4 separate regions of the Mus musculus genome follow, and all the other regions are linked to region 4. The links are chromatin loops, found by intact Hi-C in ENCODE. Cell type or tissue: heart. All regions are shown on one strand.

Region 1 (5,000 bases), 320 kb before region 4:
TGCCCCAGCCTGGGAGAAGAGCGCCTCCTAGTGCTTTCCGTCTTCCCTGCATCCTGGCCCTGGAAGTTCAAGGCGAACAAGGATAACAAGGGAAGCCCAGCCCCTTTGGTCTCTTGTAGTTACTTCAGGAGGGGTCGGAGGAACCAGGGGAGGGGGCTGCGGTTTCCGCGGGAATCGATAGCCAATCAGGTCCCCGAGTAGGAGAACCCTCGCTCTTTTCCCGCCCCTTCCCGTTCCTTCTAGCGCCTCCTCTCTTCCCATTGGGCTGTGCGAGCCTCAGCGAGCAGTGTGCGCTTGCGCATGTCCCGGCGTGGGTGGGGCTTGCTGGCGTCGGGCGGAGCCGTGCGCAAGCGCGGCGCGGTGGGAGGCTGGGGGAGGGATGCGGGGGCTGGCGCGGCCCAGCGTTTGTTTGTTTTGTGGGTGGTGCGTGTGCAGCCCGGGAAAAGCTGGAAATGGCGGCGCCGAGCGGGAGGTCGCAGTCCTCCCTGCACAGGAAGGGGCTGATGGCGGCTGACAGGAGGAGCAGGTGAGGAGGGCAGAGGAGGGGAGGCGGCCAGGCGAGCGGCGCGGCTTCTTGGCCTGGTGCCGCGTGTACAGGGGCTGCAGCAGCCTCCCTTTGTCCAGCGCAGAGGAGTCTATGAGAGCGATCTTGTCCGTCCCGCGCTACTTCTCGCCTGCGGCATCTCACCTTTTCCAGAGATGCTCCGGCTTTTCCTTCCAGTTCTTAGCTGAGGACTTAAACTCATTTCTCTTTAAAAACCAGAGACTTCGCAGCTCGGCCTTGGGCGCATTTGACTTGGATTGACTATCTCGTGCCCTGCACTGCTTTCTCATATAATAGATGTTTGTCAGAGAGTTCCACACAGGTTTGGGGGATTTGAATCCTTTGAGAGGATTAGATGGTTCCCGTTTCTCCGCCTCCTCCGTCAGTTTCGATGAAAACATTGCACAGGACGACACAATTTTATTGTTTCCTGTCCAGACCTCTAACATTAATATAGAAACGGGAACTCTTACAGGACACGGAATCAAAGCGTTAGAAACCTCTCGGTGTTCTTTTTCTCCATTCCACTTTTCATGGGTGCCCTAAAATTCCAGGTGACTGGAAACTTCGGGAAAGTTCATATTTTAAGCCTGGTAGTTTGAGATAAAAGGAAGTGGCAGGTGTGCGGAGTAGGTGGAGCCTCAGATAAAACACGGTGACGACTGCTTCGTTAAAAATTCAAGCCTGGGACATAAGAGGATTTAGAACTGGAGTCAGTAAATTGTACCTGAGGATGCAATTGTCTAGAGAAAAGCCCCCTCCCCTTTATTTTTTTGCAAGGGTGTCCTAGTGCAGGGCCAGCATTTAAAGGCTACAAGGCTGTAATCCTGGCATCCTGATGCCTGAGGCAAGAGAATCAGAAACTGAAAATGAGTTTGGTCTCCTGGTCTAGTCCTGTCAAAGAGAATGAGGTGTTGGGGGAGAGGTCAGGTGCCCTCTACAGGAAACCGGAACATGGCTAGCCAACTGAAACTGGAGAGAGCAGTAGAGTGGAAGTCGAGGAAATGAAGCCGCTTAAGAAATGGATCTTCCTAATGACCTAAGAACTCTGCTCTACCATTCATTATATACCTAATGATAAACCCAGCTAACAGCTGCTGTATTCATTTTAATTTAACCAAGGTCCTGTATTTATCCCCATTACTGTGTTGTCTTGTAAGGTGATTCTTAACTGAGGTTTTAAATTCATGTAGAGCATGAATTTTAAAACCTCAGTTAAAATTCTAGTGAATTTTGAAATAGCAGGTACATTCTGAATATTTACTCTGCGTCAATACCTCTTGCTAATGCAGTTTCTCAGGACCCTATTTTTCCATCTAACTGTGGCCTGAAAGGACTTAAAGGAGCCTTTATACAAGGGGCATTCGACCAGTGCGTGGTATTTCAGTGATTGAAGGTGCTTACTTGTGCTCCTATATTTTACCTGCATTGAAATCGGGATTCATCTAAAAATCTCTGATGTATAAAGTCAACTGTTACACTGTCACTCCATTGTCATCAGACTTAAGCATTTTTTCATACTAAATAAGATCAGGGAGATTCATTGGACACATAAAGGATGTATATTGGAAATGGTATTCACCATTCTTGAGCATAAGCAGGTCTCTTTACAAATTTGAGAGGAAAAACTATGGAATCTTTTAAATACATTTATTGCTGGGAACTAAATTACCAAGATAATTTAACCATTGCTTACACTGTCCTTGTGATTACAATTTATACCGTGTTCACCATTAGTATCTACCTTCTGTGGCTTTCACTCAGTTTCACTTACCCATACCTTGTAGGATTTTTGATCACTTTTTAGTATTAGTTTATCATGGAAATGTAAGATATTTTTGATATTTATGTGAGCCATCTAGAGCAAGTGTGTGTGTCTTAGAGATATGGGTGTTAGCTTTAGGTTTTTATTACTTTATTCCTGTCCTAAGATCATTTTCAACTTAGGTTCGATTTCTAAGATAAAAAGTATGTCATGTTTTCTGAACACTAAAGCTTGTCTGTCAGAGAAGTGTTTCTTCTCTTGGATGTGTTTGTGCTTCTTTATATTAATTTGACCAAGTTGGCTCTTTGCTCTCCTAATCAGATCATTATCTCAGATAGTCTGATGCAAACATTCTCTAGAGAATTATACCTTATGTCCTTAGGGTCAGCATATTACTGCATAGTACATTCTGATGTAAAGAGATTTAACAAAATGTGCCTTGTGTGTGCTTTTTATCCACTTCTCTTCTGTGTTCAGGCTTACGCTTGAAAGTCCCTGTGTCTGCCTTCTTTCTGTAGGATTTTGGCAGTGTGTGGAATGCATCCTGACCACCAGGAAACACTGAAAAAGAATCGAGTGGTGCTGGCCAAGCAGCTGCTGCTGAGCGAGCTGTTAGAACACCTCCTAGAGAAGGACATTATCACTTTGGAAATGAGGGAGCTCATCCAGGTATCTGGGTGGGGAAGGCTCCAGGAAGATAAACTGGTCTGAGGCAGGCTTGGAGAAGGGTGTGCTGAGGAAGAGGAATGCCCTTGTCCGGCTTGAGAGTTTGATAGAAAACCTTGTCTGTGCATTCTCACTCTGTAAAGAGGAATTGCAAAGATGAATGAGCACGCTACTCTAGGAACCTCACGTGGAAAAATAGCATTACAGCTAGATAAATATAATTTAGTATTGTTTTCCTGTTCCTTAGGCCAAAGGGGGCAGTTTCAGCCAGAATGTGGAACTCCTCAACCTGCTGCCAAAGAGAGGACCCCAGGCTTTTGATGCCTTCTGTGAAGCCCTGCGGGAGACCAGGCAGGGTCACTTGGAAGACTTACTGCTCACAACCCTCTCAGATATTCAGCACGTACTCCCACCGGTATGAAGCCCTAGGACTGTAGCCTGGGGTGGGTTAGTTTGTCCAGAAAATATATAGAGCAAGGGGTGTGGGAAAGAGAAACTTGATTTTAGTTAAGACAGAACCATCTCTCTGAGGTCATGGTGAGTCTTTTGATTTCTTTCAGTTGAGCTGTGACTATGACACAAGTCTCCCTTTCTCGGTGTGTGAGTCCTGCCCTCCTCACAAGCAGCTCCGCCTATCCACAGGTGAGAATGAAAAGGACAAAAGGAACCTCCCACGTTGACTTAACCTGCTTTTCCACTAGTATCTGACTTTTCCCTAAAAGTGAGACGAATTTCACGACAGGAACAGGGCCTTATGAATTTTGACAGGCAAGCAAGATTGGTTTGGTTAGAGGGATATAAATTGGATCCATTCCCTTCCATCATATGTAGTATTCTTCAAAATAATTGGCTTTTTTTGTGTACCTTATGGAGATGGAAAATGCAATTTACTGTGTATGATTTGAGTTGCCTTCTCTGTAAAGCCAAACAAGAAAAGCAGGGATGTAGATTCAGGGCTCCCTGTCTGCAGTGAGGTGACTAGAACCAGGCTTGTCTCAGAAGCACTTTCTACCACTCAGCAAGTTGAGTATCTACTGTTTGAAGCCATGGGGGGGGGGGGGGGCGGGGGCTAGTGATGAACAGAAGCCAACAGGGTCTGTGCAAGCGTTGAGCTTACATGTTAGAGGAAATAAACGTTAAAGCCTACATTTAAAGTGTGCCCTACAGTTAAAATGACTAATTAATGAAGTTACAGGAGCAGTGCTGAAATGTGTACTAACTTTTGGCATTCTCCCACAGATGCTACGGAACACTCCTTAGATAATGGTGATGGTCCTCCCTGTCTTCTGGTGAAGCCATGCACTCCTGAGTTTTACCAGGCACACTACCAGCTGGTGAGTTTACATAATTTCAAGAAGAGAGGAGGGGACTGAGAGGCTTTCCTGGTCTTCTGAGTGTTTTGCTGCTTTTGCCCTTGTGAGAATGTCATCGATGACTGATGCCTTCTGTGGCTTCTCCTTGTTACCTAGTGTGATTTAAAAAAAAAAAAATACAGGAGGTTGGATTTGGGGAGTTGTCTGCCTTTGGGATGTGGGTTATTATTTGGGGTGTGTTTTGAAATTTTTGATCTTGTAGGGTAACGACATTGCCTGTCATCAAGAAGCTCCTGGTCTAATTGGCCTCCTCCTTCTAGGCCTATAGGTTGCAATCTCAGCCCCGTGGCTTGGCACTGGTGCTGAGCAATGTGCACTTCACTGGAGAGAAAGACCTGGAATTCCGCTCTGGAGGGGATGTGGACCACACTACTCTAGTCACCCTCTTCAAGCTTTTGGGCTACAATGTCCATGTGCTACATGACCAGACCGCACAGGTACTCGAGGCTGGAAAGGCTGACATGTATATTGGGTGGGCTGCACTTGGGGGCTGAGTGCTTCTGTTCCTCTTGTTCCTGCTGGATGTTTCTCACTGTTGTGCTGCTTCCTGCGATCTAGTAAAAGGAACTAGGGCCAGCCAGTTTCTGAACATTGCTGTCTCAGGGTAACTGAGATTTCATGGAGTTAGAATAGTACAGGGAGGCTTGGGTTC
Region 2 (5,000 bases), 150 kb before region 4:
ATTTGCCTAAGAATTTCAAAAATTCATTGTTTTTAATAGCTGAGTAGTACTCCATTGTGTAAATGTACCACATTTTCTGTATCCATTCCTCTGTTGAGGGACATCTGGGTTCATTCCAGCTTCTGTATATAATAAATAAGGCTGCTATGAACATAGTGGAGCATGTGTCCTTATTACAAGTTGAAACATCTACTGGGTATATATGCCCAGGAAGAGGTATTGCTGGATCTTCCAGTAGTACTATGTCCAATTTTCTGTGGAACCACCAGACTGATTTCCAGAGTGGTTGTACAAGCCTGCAATCCCACCAGCATTGGAGGAGTGTTCCTCTTTCTCTACATCCTCACCAGCATCTGCTGTCACCTGAATTTTTGATCTTAGCCATTCTGACTGGTGTTAGGTGGAATCTCAGGGTTGTTTTGTTTGGTTTCTTTAAAACTCGTTTGTAGAATATGTGAAAGATAATTGCTTCTTTGATTATGCAGAATTCACACCTAAGATTATATGAACATAAAAAATATAAAGGAAATACAACATTAAAAGAAGTATAACAATGTTTCAGTAACCATTCTAAAGGAATGTATAAAATATGGTACTGAAAACAAGACATATAGATAATGAGTCTGCAGAGAGATCAGACTCAAGTTTATACATTTGTGGTCAGCTGAATTTTGACTAAAATGCCAAGAATATGCATTGGGGAAAAGATGGTTTCCTCAATAAATGATTCTGGGGGAAATGGGGGAAACTAGATATAAATAGGTAGAAAAATGAAGCCAGACCCTTATATTACTTGATACACAAACTTGCTTAAAATAGGTTGAACACTCAAACCTAAGATCTTAAATCATAAAACTATAAGAAGTAAAGACAAGTGAACACTTCCTGACATCGATATGGACACTGAGCTTTGTGATATCACACAGAAAATACAGAGAAGGAAAACTAAAATAGAGAAGGAGGGTTATATCAGAATAAAAAGTCCATGCACAGTAAAGGAAGCAATCGGTACAGTGGTAAAGATAATTATTCCTTCAGGCATACAAACATTACACACAAGGTTATATGGGACAAGGAAGATCAAAGAAATACAAAACAGAAGGAACGCAGTAAATTTCCAGTAACCAACCCAAAAGAATGCAAACAACATGGTACTGTGATAAAACCAGATATACAGACCAACCAGACACAACAGAGAGCTCAGACTTAACTTTACACACACGCAGGCAACTGAACTTTGACTTGGGTGCCAAGAATAGGCAATGTGGGAAGAATGGTTTCTTCACTAAGAAAGAAGAAAATTGTAAGGGAATTATACAGCTCAATAGCAAAATCATCCCCAAACAACCTGATTTAAATGTGAGCAAAGGATCTGAGATGATGATAGTTTTCAAAAGTGGCATACAAACAGACAAGAAATGTCTGAAATGGGCTCAAAATGGGCTCAGCACCATCGACTCAGAGAAATGCAAATCAAACCATGAAGAAGCATTACCTCACACCTGTTAGTGCTTACCAAAAGGAGATAAGTGGTGGGGAGGAGGCAGAGAAAACAAGTTCCTGTATGTACTGGTTGAAATGTAAATTGGTATAGGCAGTTTGGGAAATAATATAGATGTTTACTGGAGAAGGAGAGAGAGAGAGAGAGAGAGAGAGAGAGAGAGAGAGAGAAATTAATTTATCATTCAACAGTCCCATTCTTGGGTGTATGTTATATCTTAGTTTCTTTTCTGTCACTCTAACAAAATACTTTATGTTGGGTAGTTTTTAAAAAGAATGGGTTATTCCTTCTCAGAGTTTAGAAGCTCAGGATTATGGCTCTGGTGTTTGCGGAGCTTCTAGTAAAGGAAGGTGTCATGTGAGGTAAGTGGGTGGATGCAGAAGACAGTCCCACATCAAAAGGTCAGGGAGACACTGCCATCACTTCAGTTGTTCAAGGAAACCAATCCTTGCTAGTCCTGCTAGAGAGCGAGTGTACATGAAAAAAAAAACCTCTCTTAATGAACTCTCACCTCTGAAAGTTCTCAACACCATTTAATATGGCTACACTGGAACCAATGTTCAGCATGAGTTTTGGTGTGGACCGAGCATATTCAAACCAGAACAGCAAATACCCAAAGGAAGTAAAATCATAAATCAGAGATATAAGCACTTTCATGTCCGTTACAATATCAGTGACAGTAGCCAAGACATGGAGGCAACCTAAGAAAGTATTAATATGTAAATGAATGAAGAAATAAGTTATATAACCAGTATAAAATATTATTCAGCCTTAAATAATGACATACTACTATGTGAAACAACACAAATGGGCATTATGTTCTAGAACACATTAAGCTAAGCAAAGAATTCTAGACAAGGAAAGACACACACTAAATGACTTTACTTGTGGGACCTAAAATAACCAAAATAAGTCAAAATCACAGTGATGTTACTAGGGATCTAGGATAAGGGAATGAAGAGAAAGATGTTGGTCATAGAGTACAAAAATTCAGCTAAGAACTCAGTCCTGGAGGCTGAATGTATAGCTGTGTGACAGACAGCAGCTAGCCATACCAGAGTATACACTTGCCTCTTGCTGAAAGAGTAGATCTTATGTGTCCTTGTCACACATAAAAGTAATTGAAAAAGTAACTCTCTGAGATGACAGATACGTTAAAATGGTTTTACTTTTCAACCTGCTCCAGTAGGGGTCCCTTTAATGTTTGTGCTAGTAGATGGGGGACTCTCAAGTATCTTTGTGGTAGACAAATCTAAGGTGGCCTTCATGAATACCAACCCAGACTTTTGTGACTTTGTGATCCCCCACTTTTGAAGTGGATAAGAGCTGTGACTTGAGTCTAATCAAAGGAGTCCAACGTGTTGTTTATTCTGTAACAGTGCTTTGTGTTTCTAGTTAATAACACAGGCAAAGAAGGCTAGGGTGACATTCCTAGGATTGTGTTATTTCTATCTTGCTCATGCCTCCCTCTGCTGGTCTAATGAAATAAGTCAGTGGCCATATTTAAATATGACTACGTGGCAAATACTGATGATAGCCTGTGTGTTCCAACAAATATCCAGTAGGAGACCTAGGCATTCAGTCCTGCAGCCACAAGGAAATAGGTTCTTTCACTGGAAAAAGAGCAGTTTAGATGGTTATAAATTACTTAATCCATAGAAGCCATAGGGGCTTTATGTAGAGATTTGGGTAGAGAGGTAGACCTAGATATTGACTTAGGAGTGGCTATTCCTGAGTGGGGGTAGATATATGGCAGGGAAACTCAGATAAGAAAGACTTCTTTAGTGTCACGATTTTTCCTAGGTATCTCCTTGTGCCAGATATCTATGCGTCTATGTACCTACCTACCTACCTACCTACCTACCTACCTACCTACCTACTGACACCTAATAGGAAGAGGCAAGTGGTCACAACCTGCAATGATGGGATAAGAATGATGGAACTCAGTTACCAAGATTAAAATACCTTCCCCACTGATGTTATTGCAAGCATGGCAGCATGTAGGCAAAATCAGAGAAGGCAAATCATGAGCAGCTGCTGCCCCATGGTACCCGAGCCCGGGAAATATTTGCATCATATCTGAGCCAAAAGCACACCTTTTATCTACTGCCTGAGCATTTTTCACATTGAAGTTCTGGCTCACATGCAGAATCCAACCATTTATCTCCTGTCTCCAGAAGGGAGTGTCAGGGACTGTGGGTAGGGGCAGGGAGGAGGCCAGGAACCAAGGCAATCAGTGGTGACAGGAGGAGGGACTGAAATGCTACCAACATTATCAGTTTTCTTCATGTTGACCTTTGTTCTGCTCTGTTTCCTGGGGATCCTGGCCAACGGCTTCATTGTGCTGATGCTGAGCAGGGAATGGCTACTGCGTGGTAGGCTGCTCCCCTCGGACATGATCCTCTTCAGTTTGGGCACCTCCCGATTCTTCCAGCAGTGTGTGGGATTGGTCAACAGTTTCTATTACTTCCTCCATCTGGTTGAGTACTCCGGGAGCCTTGCCCGGCAGCTCATTAGTCTTCACTGGGACTTCTTGAACTCAGCCACTTTCTGGTTTTGTACCTGGCTCAGCGTCCTGTTCTGTATCAAGATTGCTAACTTCTCCCATCCTGCCTTCCTGTGGTTGAAGTGGAGATTCCCAGCGTTGGTGCCCTGGTTCTTGTTGGGCTCTATCTTGGTGTCCGTCATTGTAACTCTGCTGTTCTTTTGGGGAAACCACACTATATATCAGGCATTCTTAAGGAGAAAGTTTACTGGGAACACAACCTTTAAGGAGTGGAACAGAAGGCTGGAAATAGACTATTTCATGCCTCTGAAAGTTGTCACCATGTCAATTCCTTGTTCTCTTTTTCTGGTCTCAATTTTGCTGTTGATCAGTTCTCTCAGAAGGCATTCGCTAAGAATGCAGCACAATACCCACAGCTTGCAAGACCCCAACGTCCAGGCTCACAGCAGAGCCCTGAAGTCACTCATCTCATTCCTGGTTCTTTATGCGGTGTCCTTTGTGTCCATGATCATTGATGCTACAGTCTTCATCTCCTCAGATAATGTGTGGTATTGGCCCTGGCAAATTATACTTTACTTTTGCATGTCTGTACATCCATTTATCCTCATCACCAATAATCTCAGGTTCCGCGGCACCTTCAGGCAGCTACTCCTGTTGGCCAGGGGATTCTGGGTGGCCTAGAAGGCTTGGTCTCTTTATCTAGAGCCTTTGAAGAGACTCAGGTGAGGGTAACTTCACTTGGAAGTGAGCTCATCTACGTGGAAATGTCTTTGTAGGCAGGCATGGGGTCATACTGTGAGGTTCCTCATTGGGAAAGAGGAGAAGAAAATACAGAGTGTCCTTCCTTACCTTAGGATATTATGAAAGTGGAAATTCCGAATCCTGGACCAGTATTGATCTAAGTGCAAAGTACAATATGTCCTGTTCCTTTCATGTCTGTTTTCCTTTTGTTACTGATTCATTCTCTAGGGAATAGTCTTGATCAACTGAATC
Region 3 (5,000 bases), 230 kb before region 4:
CCCCCTTACCCACCCACCCCCACTCTCCTACCCTCCCACTCCCCCCCTTTGGCCCTGGCGTTCCCCTGTACTGGGGCACACAAAGTCTGCGTGTCCAATGGGCCTCTCTTTCCAGTGATGGCCGACTAGGCCATCTTTTGATACATATGCAGCTAGAGTCAAGAGCTCAGGGGTACTGGTTAGTTCATAATGTTGTTCCACCTATAGGGTTGAAGATCCCTTTAGCTCCTTGGGTACTTTCTCTAGCTCCTCCATTGGGAGCCCTGTGATCCATCCATTAGCTGACTGTGAGCATCCACTTCTGTGTTTGCTAGGCCCCGGCATAGTCTCACAAGAGACAGCTACATCTGGGTCCTTTCAGTAAAATCTTGCTAGTGTATGCAATGGTGTCAGCATTTGGAAGCTGATTATGGGGTGGATCCCTGGATATGGCAGTCTCTACATGGTCCATCCTTTCATCTCAGCTCCATACTTTGTTTCTGTAACTCCTTCCATGGGTGTTTTGTTCCCACTTCTAAGGAGGGGCATAGTGTCCACACTTCAGTCTTCATTTTTCTTGAGTTTCATGTGTTTAGGAAATTGTATCTTATATCGTGGGTATCCTAGGTTTTGGGCTAGTATCCACTTATCAGTGAGTACATATTGTGTGAGTTCCTTTGTGATTGTGTTACCTCACTCAGGATGATGCTCTCCAGGTCCATCCATTTGGCTAGGAATTTCATAAATTCATTCTTTTTAATAGCTGAGTAGTACTCCATTGTGTAGATGTACCACATTTTCTGTATCCATTCCTCTGTTGAGGGGCATCTGGGTTCTTTCCAGTTTCTGGCTATTATAAATAAGGCTGCTATGAACATAGTGGAGCATGTGTCCTTCTTACCAGTTGGGGCTTCTTCTGGATATATGCCCAGGAGAGGTATTGCTGGATCCTCCGGTAGTACTATGTCCAATTTTCTGAGGAACCGCCAGACTGATTTCCAGAGTGGTTGTACAAGCCTGCAATCCCACCAACAATGGAGGAGTGTTCCTCTTTCTCCACATCCTCGCCAGCATCTGCTGTCACCTGAATTTTTGATCTTAGCCATTCTCACTGGTGTGAGGTGGAATCTCAGGGTTGTTTTGATTTGCATTTCCCTGATGATTAAGGATGTTGAACATTTGACTCTAACCTCCACCTGAGAAATCCTGGGCCAGTCACTCTGACCCTTTCAGAAATTCTGTTTTGTTTCTAATTTGTACTTAAAACGGCTGGCTTAAAACTCTAAGCTCTAATATTCTGCATCTTGAATGCTCTTAGTTGTCTGTGAAATTGAGTCTGCCTACACACTCTCCTATTCTTGATTTATAAATAGGTTCAGCTGCCAACAATTAAACAGACTCTATTTTCCGATGTTCCTTAAAGAGGCTTTTAGAGGGTAGGTGGCTTTTACTCTTATAAAGTTATCTGGAAACTCCATTTCCCCATACAGGCATATTTAGAAGGATGGTGATGACTCTTGGTCTGAAAAGCCCAAGAAACAATCTCCGACACACAGAGTAAATCCAGTATCAAATTTCTAACAGATCTTCATAGGAACAGGCCTAGGACCAGCTCGTGCATGTTAGGGTGTGTCTACCTGAGCACTTTGTGTCATGTATGGTCACACATGAAACGCAAAACACTGGTGATGGAAACATTAAGATGACAGAGAAAAGAGAGACTAGCGGGGCCTGGAAAGATGATGAATGTATAGTCATAGATATGACTCAAGGCTTAAGGTTGACAGTAGGAGAGGGCTTTGAATCTCCTAAGACACAGTAAACCTGCCTGGCAAGCTAGAAGGGAGCATGTGAGAGAAAGCTGCCTAGGTTAACTGGCTGGAAATTTCCGTTGTTTTCCAGGCTGGAACTTGGAAGTAATACTGAGAACTATATAGAATTTTCAGGCATGGCATGTTATTTATCTCTTCACATAAAGCAGCAGGCAAACGAACTAAATGCCATCCCTTTTACAATGGAGGCAATGAAACCGAATGAATGAAAAATCTTGTCCACTGAGTTGGAAACCAGGCTCCCTGACCTCACGGAGTTTCTCCATCTTTGCCAACAGGGTTAATTAACTCTGACCTGAGTGCAACCCTTGGGGCCGTCTTTTCAGGTAACATCCCCCAGTTTCTTATCCTAGGTTCATGGGGTTAGTTTGCATGCCCCTAAAGCATAGCTCAAGGACATATACTGACCAACCATACTGGACAGTAGGGTGCAGCAGATGGGGAGCGCCAAGGTTTGGAGCCTCAGCCAGGGATGACAGGGCGAAACCAAAGGAAGCACCGAGGGTTGGATATTGGACTAGAGGCTCTAGCTCGTAACTCTATAATTTGGACGAAGTTTCCGTGTGTTGTTTAAAAAAAAAAAAAGAAGAAGAAGAAGAAGATCGGAAGGGAAAGATGCAAGATTAAGAAAGTAAGAAAAGCAGACACCAGCTTAGTCATATCTCTTTCATGTAGCCTGGGGCAGTCTCAGGCTGAGGAATCTGGTAGGACCAGTGGGGGGCTCCACCGAGCTTTGTCCCGGGGCGCGCTGACAACCCAAAGACTCTTGAGGGACTGGGAAAGGCTTGCTGAAGGGATCCTCAAGGACTAGTCCCCGGGGGCTATTTGGGTCTTCCTAGGTTGTCTGACCACTCGCCCTGACTTCGCCCTTGTACCTCCATTCCTGGACTCAAAGCACTGGACTCTTGTCCCCGGGGCAATACTATTGCAGGCGGGTCTAGGGCAAAGCGAATTCCTAGAAGCCTTAAGAGGCTGCCTAGCTCAGGAAGTTAGCATTCCCCCAGCTTAGGCTCCTGCTCACACACTAGTGGGTTACAGAAGGCCGGCCTGGGAGCCAAGTGCCCGCAGGGCCAACGTCCCTTCACCATCCCCCGCCCACCCAGGAGTACAGTTCCATCCCAGTCCTGCGTTCCGGGACTGACCACAGGACACGTGGGACGCGGAGCTGAAGCTGCAGGGAGGGGCGGGGTCGGTCAATGGCAGGCAGGCCCGGGGTGCGCGACTGAGCTGCTTCAGGACCGCTGGGATTACTAGCCAGCCTGCTCAGCCTGGAGTGCGGACAGTGAGTCAGTTCTCCAGCACTCGCGGGTCGGGAGGAGGGAGGTGGGGTAGGTGGCAGGTCAGGAAATGACATCAGAGGCCTGTGCTGGGGAAGGGTGGTCTGTGCCCGGCGGGGGCGGTGGTGAGTAGGGAGGCCGCAGGCGGACCTTTGCAGAGCCTGGAGCCCGGGGCAGGACCTGGGCCCCTTCCTGGGGGAGTTTCCTGTCGGGTCCTCCCTCCCCGGTCTCTCCCCGCCCCCTCTCCGGGCCGCTCCTTGTATGGTCTGGGCGCCGCTCTCTCCCCGCCCCCTCCCTCCCTTCCCGTGCACGACGTCCCTCCCCGCTTGGCTAGAAGCGGCTCCGGACCGGGACGCAGAGTCCGCGGACTCGGCGCCGAGGCGGTCATCCGAGACGCGCCTCTCACGCTCCTGCGCGCGGTGAGGAGCGGGGAGAAGCTCCGCCGCCCCGGGAAGGGGACGCGGGGAGGCGCGGGTGGGGTCACCGAGGGGCGCTTAGACCGAGGAGTGTCAGTCCGACACCGCTCTGCGTAACCTGACGACCCCACCCCCTGCAGCCCGGCCTGGCCATGGCGGCCCCCCGCCCGCCTCCCGCGATCTCCGTCTCCGTCTCGGCCCCCGCGTTTTACGCCCCGCAGAAGAAGTTCGCCCCGGTTGTGGCCCCAAAGCCCAAAGTGAATCCTTTCCGGCCTGGGGACAGCGAGCCTCCTGTAGCAGCCGGGGCCCAAAGAGCGCAGATGGGTCGGGTGGGCGAGATCCCACCACCACCCCCGGAAGGTATGCGGCTGGGATTGGGGGCCCTGATCTTTCTCGGGCGCCAGGGGTGGGGGTCGGTGGTTTGGGGAATTTGGGGTTGTCTGAAAAGGCTGTTGCGGAGGGGGCTGGGCGCTGGGTGGCTACCCTGTCCTGAGCAGATGTTCTTACCTCATCTTGGAGCTCCTGGCTGGGAGCCAGGACCCTTGGGACTGTTCCAAGTCTCCCGCCTGGGGGTAGGAGGCGGGAATGTGGGCCAGGAATCTTCCCCTCTGGATCCGTTCTCTGAAGTGTAACGGGAGCTGCACGGTTCTTCAACCTGGCTCGTTCTCACTCGACCTGCTTCGCCCAGGGCATCCTGAGCCCCTCGTTATGGTCTGCACACACTCTTGGGATGCAGGAAAGAGTTCTTGGATTAGGGGTTAAAGCAGTCGTCTGAGGAGAGGAGGAAAGAGGGTCGGTACTGATAGCCTTTTCTCTCCTTCCTACCCAGACTTTCCTTTGCCCCCTCCTCCCCTTATTGGGGAGGGCGACGACTCAGAGGGTGCCCTGGGAGGTGCCTTCCCACCTCCACCTCCCCCGATGATCGAGGAACCATTCCCCCCTGCTCCTCTGGAGGAGGACATCTTCCCCTCCCCTCCACCTCCACTGGAGGAGGAGGGAGGGCCTGAGGCCCCTACCCAGCTCCCACCGCAGGTAGGGAGGGCTTGGAAGGGCAGCTTTGCTGGAGATGGGGTGGGGGACACCTCCATGGGCTGGAGAGGAGTGGGGTGACAAGGGAAGACTGGGATGGGTGCTCTGACCCTTGACCCTCCAGCCCAGGGAGAAAGTGTGCAGTATTGACCTGGAGATTGACTCTCTGTCCTCACTGCTGGACGACATGACCAAGAACGATCCCTTCAAAGCCCGGGTAAGGGGCAGGACAGTAGGAAAGTCTGGGCCTAGAAGGAGAGGAGGGAATGCAAGGAAGAGATGACAACCTCGTCTAAGTGCATTTCTCTCCCCTCTGCTTCTCCTTGCAGGTATCATCCGGATATGTACCCCCACCAGTTGCCACTCCATTTGTTCCCAAGCCTAGTACCAAACCTGCCCCTGGGGGCACAGCACCCTTGCCTCCTTGGAAGACCCCTTCTAGCTCCCAGCCACCACCTCAGCCGCAG
Region 4 (5,000 bases):
CTTACCTGGTTTTACCCCACCCTGAAAACCTCCATCCCACCCCTCCCCCTGCTTCTATGAGGGCGTTCCTTCACCCACCCACCCACTCCCACCTCCCTACCCTTGAATTTCCCTACACTGGGGCATCTATGGAGCCTTCATAGGACCAAGAACCTGTCCTCTCATTGATGCTGGACAAGGCCATCCTCCCTCCATGTGTACTCTTTGGTTGGTGATTTAGTCCCTGGGACCTCTGGGGGAGTGGGGGTCTGGTTGGTTGATACTTTTGTTCTTCCTATGGGGTGGTAAACCCCTTCAGTTCCTACAGTCCTTTAACTCCTGTACTGGAGACCCCTTGCTCAGTCCAATGGTTGGCTGCCAGCATCTGCCTCTGTATTTGTAAGGCTCTGGCAGGGCCTCTCAGGAGACAGCTATCTTAAATATATTAAGTGATGTGGAAAGACCCTCTGTGGGTGGCACCCATTCCCTAACACTGGGATTCTGGATTGTATAAAGTGAAGAAGGCTACCTGAGCTCCGGCATGCTCTCTGCTCTTGACGACAGATGTGATGTGGCCAGCTTCTCCAAGCACCTCCCGCTGCAATTGCTCATGATGATGACTATAACCTGGAAATGCCTGCCCAAATAAACCCTTTCTACCCTATGTTGCTTTTATCTCTGTGATTTCATTATAGCAACAAGAAAAGAAACCATGACAACACTCTAAGGATTCCACAGTTACTTGCACATTAATGCTGTACTGTTTGTTTAGAATAGGCAAGATTAGGAACCAGCCTAGATGTTCATCAACAGACTGACGGATAAGGAAAATGTGATATGTATACATAAGGGAATTTTATTCCACTGTAAAGAAAAACAAACTTATCACAACCACACAGGAAAAAATATTCAACTGAAAGATCATTATACGAAGCTAAAAAAGTCAGTCTTTAAAAGAAAAATACTGTGTGTTTTCTCTAAGAATGTATGTGTGTGTATGTGTGTGTGGGGGGGGGGGGCGGGGGGTAGGGAGAGCAGTCAGGCCATGAAAGGAGGAAGGGAACTATTAAAGGGTATGAAGAAGGAAAGGTGATGGGGGTAAAAGAGGTAATGAAATGTGCAGGTCAAGAAACAGAAGCCAGTACCACTTAGGAGGAGGAAGGGGGGGGGTGGTCAGTAAAAGTGTGAGAGAAAAGATAAAGACTATTGGCAAGGGAGTAAATAAATACAAAATGTCAGATAATTTTGTAGGAAAATGTCACTATGGAACCCAAAATTTAACAAAAAAAATGAATAGAATGTCTTCTTGTAATCTGTAAATTCTGTGACTCTAGAGGTAGGAAAATGGTATCATACTTACATTCCTAGGACCTCTCCTGCTTCTCCAACCCAGTTTCTCTGTATTTTTTAATATTAAATTTTATTTTTAATCACATACATACATACATGCACACACACACACACACACACACACACACACACACTGTATCTTGAGTATATTAATTTCTCCCTCTCTCCAATTTCTCCCAGGTTACACATCTTCCTCCCTGTTTTCTGTCCTTCTTTTATAGTTTTTAATCTGTTAATGGATGTTTTTAACACACTGAGTTCCACTGGTCTTTCTCTTATGTGCATGGGCACAGAGTCATCTATTGTAAAGAGAGAACTCACCAGTGACCACACCTCTCCCTCAGAAAAGTGATTCTCCTTCCCTCAGGAGCTGATCCAACTCCCTTCCTCCCTCAACTTCCAATAGTTTTTCAGCTAGTAACTTTTAGCTGGGTTTGATCCTGTGTGAGCCCTGTGTAGGTCTCCACAGCTGCTTTGAGTTTATGTGAGCAACAGGCATGTCATGTCCAGAGGACAGCATTTCCCAACACTCCTGCTCACCCCCTGGCCCTTACATTCTTTCAACACCACATTCCATGATGTTTCCCGAGCCTTGGCATGGAAGGATTGATTCAAGCGTCCTATTTACAGCTAAACATGAACAATCACTTACTCTCAGCACTCGGAACAACAGTAATGCATCTCTGCCTTAGTCACTACCCACTAAAATAAGAAATTCCTCTGAGCAAGATTCGGAGCAGCACAAATCTATGGATAAAACCATAAGTATCTGGAAGGCAGCTTGACAACATGACCATTTAGAAAAGCGTCATTGGGTTCTCCCTTAGGGCCTATGACTTCCATAGCCATTGGTTTTGATGGACCGTGTTCAAAACACCAGGCATAAGCACTCCTATGCTGCTGGCCCCGGATCCAATCAAAAGAGTGTTTATTTACTGCTACTACTAGATAAGTAGGCGCAACTTGTCTCCCAGGACAGAGTTGTAGCAGGCAGTGTCCAGGTCTTGATTTGATCACTGATATCTTTTTTTCCTCAACACCCTGAAACTTTCTTTTTTTCCTGTACTTCACCGACCTTTCATGGCTATTCCTGTTCTTTGTAACTTATTTGGAGCAGGCTTTTGGCTTCTTGGCTCCTTTCCTTCTGTTTTTGAAACACTATGATAGAATTTTGCAAAAGAACTCATTTTATTTCTTCAATCTGAGGGTGGGGCGGCGGGGCGGGGATGGGGGTGGGGTGGAGGTACAGACGCTGCTGAAATTTCAGCCTGGACTTAGGGCGCCACCTGGAGGCGAGACAAGAAAGAGCCCAAGTTATTTAGCTGACAGAAATTTGGGGACTCCTCCTAACCTATAGGAATGTTCTTGGACTATATATAGTAAAAAGGGGTTGGTCATAATATCTAGATGAAAACGGAGTTTCTTTAAAGTTAATGTTTGGTGGGATTCAAATGACATGGAGAAGGAAAGGGGCTGGCAAGAAGGAAACCAGAGACCCAGAAATGGAAGCTTGGGGAATGTATTTAAAAGTCAATCATTTTCCTTGAAAGTTTCTGACTTCATCTCCCACAAAATGTTGCTGTAGCTATTCTCATAAGAACTAAATCTTGCATGTGGAAAGTGGGAAATGGCAGATCACTTTTTGGTCATCCAATCTGACCGTCAATGTGGTTATGTTAGCTATTATTAGTCAGAAGAGAATAGGAGAAATATTAGTTTTGCTGTGAGTACCCTGTAAAGACTGTTTTGAATTTCAGCAAATAGGGTAGTTTTCTGTAAGGACACGAGTTAGGGATCCTTAATCATTCTTCTACAATCTAACACAACCACGTGTACCTGTGGAAAGCTTTTTTATGTGTTAGGCACTGTGTTATGTTGGAGATAGAACTTTGAGAAATACAGGTGTCACCCTTGTCTTAATGAAATGGACAGTCGAGTGGAGTAAGAAAACACTAAATAGACAATTTTAAGAGTGATAAGATTTTACAGTTGCACGATGTGACTGTAGATAGACCATATACTGACTTATATATATGTGACTATAGACCATAAGACCATATACTTACTTAGTCGTGACACGTGGCTGGACATGTATTCTCTTCTAAGAGAGATACTTGGGATGTAGCTCAGTGGTGTCCAGTTGTTTAACACGCTGAAGACTCTTGATTTGATCCCAAGCATCCCTTGATCCTTGCATGTTAAGCAAGTGAGTATCATTGGGCTACATCCCTGGCTCTAGAGATATGGATAGACAGATGCTCTTGCCATAGGCTGATGGTCCTTTTTCTGGGAGGATGTAGAACTTTTGGACCTACCTTAAAGTCATAGACTCCTGGTGGTTGGGTGGGCCTTGAGAGCTATGGTCTATTTCTACTTTCTGTTCTCTCTGTTTCAGATTTGCTAAGATAAGAACAAAGGTGAGAGCAAGCTCCTGCAACTCCAAGCATCCCCTTTCCTGACATGATGCACTTTATTTTCTGAAATCATGAACAGAAATAGACTTCTCCTCCTTCGAGTCACTTCTGTTAGATACTTGGTCACAACAATGAGAGGAATAAATGGTACTCTTTGAATCATTTATCATCCTGGCCAACATTTCCATCAGACGTAAGCTATTTTATGTTTAACTGTCCTCACACGCTGGAACCCAGGTCATAGGAGCAAAAGAAAGACATGGACACAGGAGCACATATTCAGGAGAAGGTTCTCTGTGAGAGAGGACGGGTGCCACACTTCTCAAGCAGCAGGCAGGGGAGTTCTTGAAGAAAGGGACAATATTTTACTTGTCAGTAAAAGAAACACAAATCAACAGAAGCAAAAGCAATACTTTATTGATTTAGTAAATAAGACAATCTGAGTCTAGTCATGGAGCTTGAGTCACTACCACATCAAGATTCTTGAAAAATGTCCTAGGAGACACCGTTCTTCTTTTTTTTTTTTTAATAGCTTGTCAACTTTTATTTACAGAGTCCCATATGTGTGAAGATAATGCTAATACAAGACAATTTTACACTCATATGATTCATAGATGCCATGATTTTAAAAAGAAACTCTTTCCCAACTCTGTTTTTTGTTTTGTTTTTTTTTTTGTTTTTTTTTGTTTTTTTTTTTTGTTGTTGTTGTTTCTGTTTTTTTTTTTTTTTTTTTTTTCAAGACAGGGTTTCTCTGTGTAGCCCTGACTGTCCTGGAACTCACTCTGTAGACCAGGCTGGCCTTGAACTCAGAAATTTGCCTGCCTCTGCCTCCCAAGTGCTGGGATTAAAGGCGTGCACCACCACACCCAGCCCCAACTCTGTTTTTGTCATGCATTAGAAAAGTGCAGTGATTGGCAGGTTTAATTAAATCTTTAAGCATATGTAGTAAAGTCACTGGATTCAGCAAGTCAAGGGCTGTGGTTGACCATTTGTGTATTCATGCTTAAATTTGTGCTGGGGTATCAGGATCTCTTGGCTGACAGCCCATTTCAGCCATGTAGAGATGAAAGTCAGTTCTCAGTAGAAAATTTTACAAAACATAAAAACATAAAGGATTAGTATATTCATTCAGATAAGGACAGTGGAGACAGCACCCAATGATCTATGTTATTGATTTAGTATTTTTTCATTTTATGTGTATGTACATAAGGTACACACACATAAATATATATACATGCATATATTTGTCGTGTGTGT

The links. Peaks named below come from ENCODE experiments on the same cell type or tissue, not always from the same donor. Only the 100,000 strongest peaks of a DNase experiment are listed, where the experiment ranks them.
Region 1: it touches region 4 in a loop (5-fold over the local background); 3 of 42 quality-filtered maps call a loop at or near these places.
Region 2: a loop joins it to region 4, with 2.8 times the contacts of the local background. A loop is called at or near these places in 3 of 42 quality-filtered maps.
Region 3: it touches region 4 in a loop (7-fold over the local background); 10 of 42 quality-filtered maps call a loop at or near these places.

Annotation. Positions count from the first base shown.
Region 1 is chr6:42,264,672-42,269,671 of GRCm38, forward strand. Casp2 (caspase 2) reads left to right here and starts at 314. Exons shown (of 11, transcript NM_007610.2): 1 at 314-526; 2 at 2,828-2,978; 3 at 3,223-3,390; 4 at 3,536-3,617; 5 at 4,215-4,309; 6 at 4,609-4,785. The coding sequence starts at 453. In heart, a CTCF peak has its summit at 37; a DNase peak (open chromatin) is centred at 240; H3K4me3 peaks cover 2,158 bases; H3K27ac peaks cover 1,700 bases.
Region 2 is chr6:42,430,774-42,435,773 of GRCm38, forward strand. It overlaps Tas2r126 (taste receptor, type 2, member 126), which reads left to right and starts at 3,762. Exons shown (of 1, transcript NM_207028.1): 1 at 3,762-4,688. The coding sequence starts at 3,762. The coding sequence ends at 4,688. In heart, a CTCF peak has its summit at 2,978 (motif pointing left); a DNase peak (open chromatin) is centred at 3,808.
Region 3 is chr6:42,346,613-42,351,612 of GRCm38, forward strand. It overlaps Zyx (zyxin), which reads left to right and starts at 3,216. Exons shown (of 10, transcript NM_011777.3): 1 at 3,216-3,507; 2 at 3,645-3,864; 3 at 4,334-4,536; 4 at 4,658-4,750; 5 at 4,863-5,000. The coding sequence starts at 3,657. In heart, CTCF peaks have their summits at 2,516 (motif pointing right), 3,216 and 4,068; DNase peaks (open chromatin) are centred at 2,639, 3,159, 3,959 and 4,609; H3K4me3 peaks cover 2,926 bases; H3K27ac peaks cover 2,851 bases.
Region 4 is chr6:42,581,082-42,586,081 of GRCm38, forward strand. It overlaps Gm38798 (a long non-coding RNA gene), which reads right to left and starts at 646. Exons shown (of 3, transcript XR_869010.3): 1 at 509-646. In heart, a CTCF peak has its summit at 2,643 (motif pointing left); no DNase peak of the experiment used is centred here; H3K4me3 peaks cover 448 bases.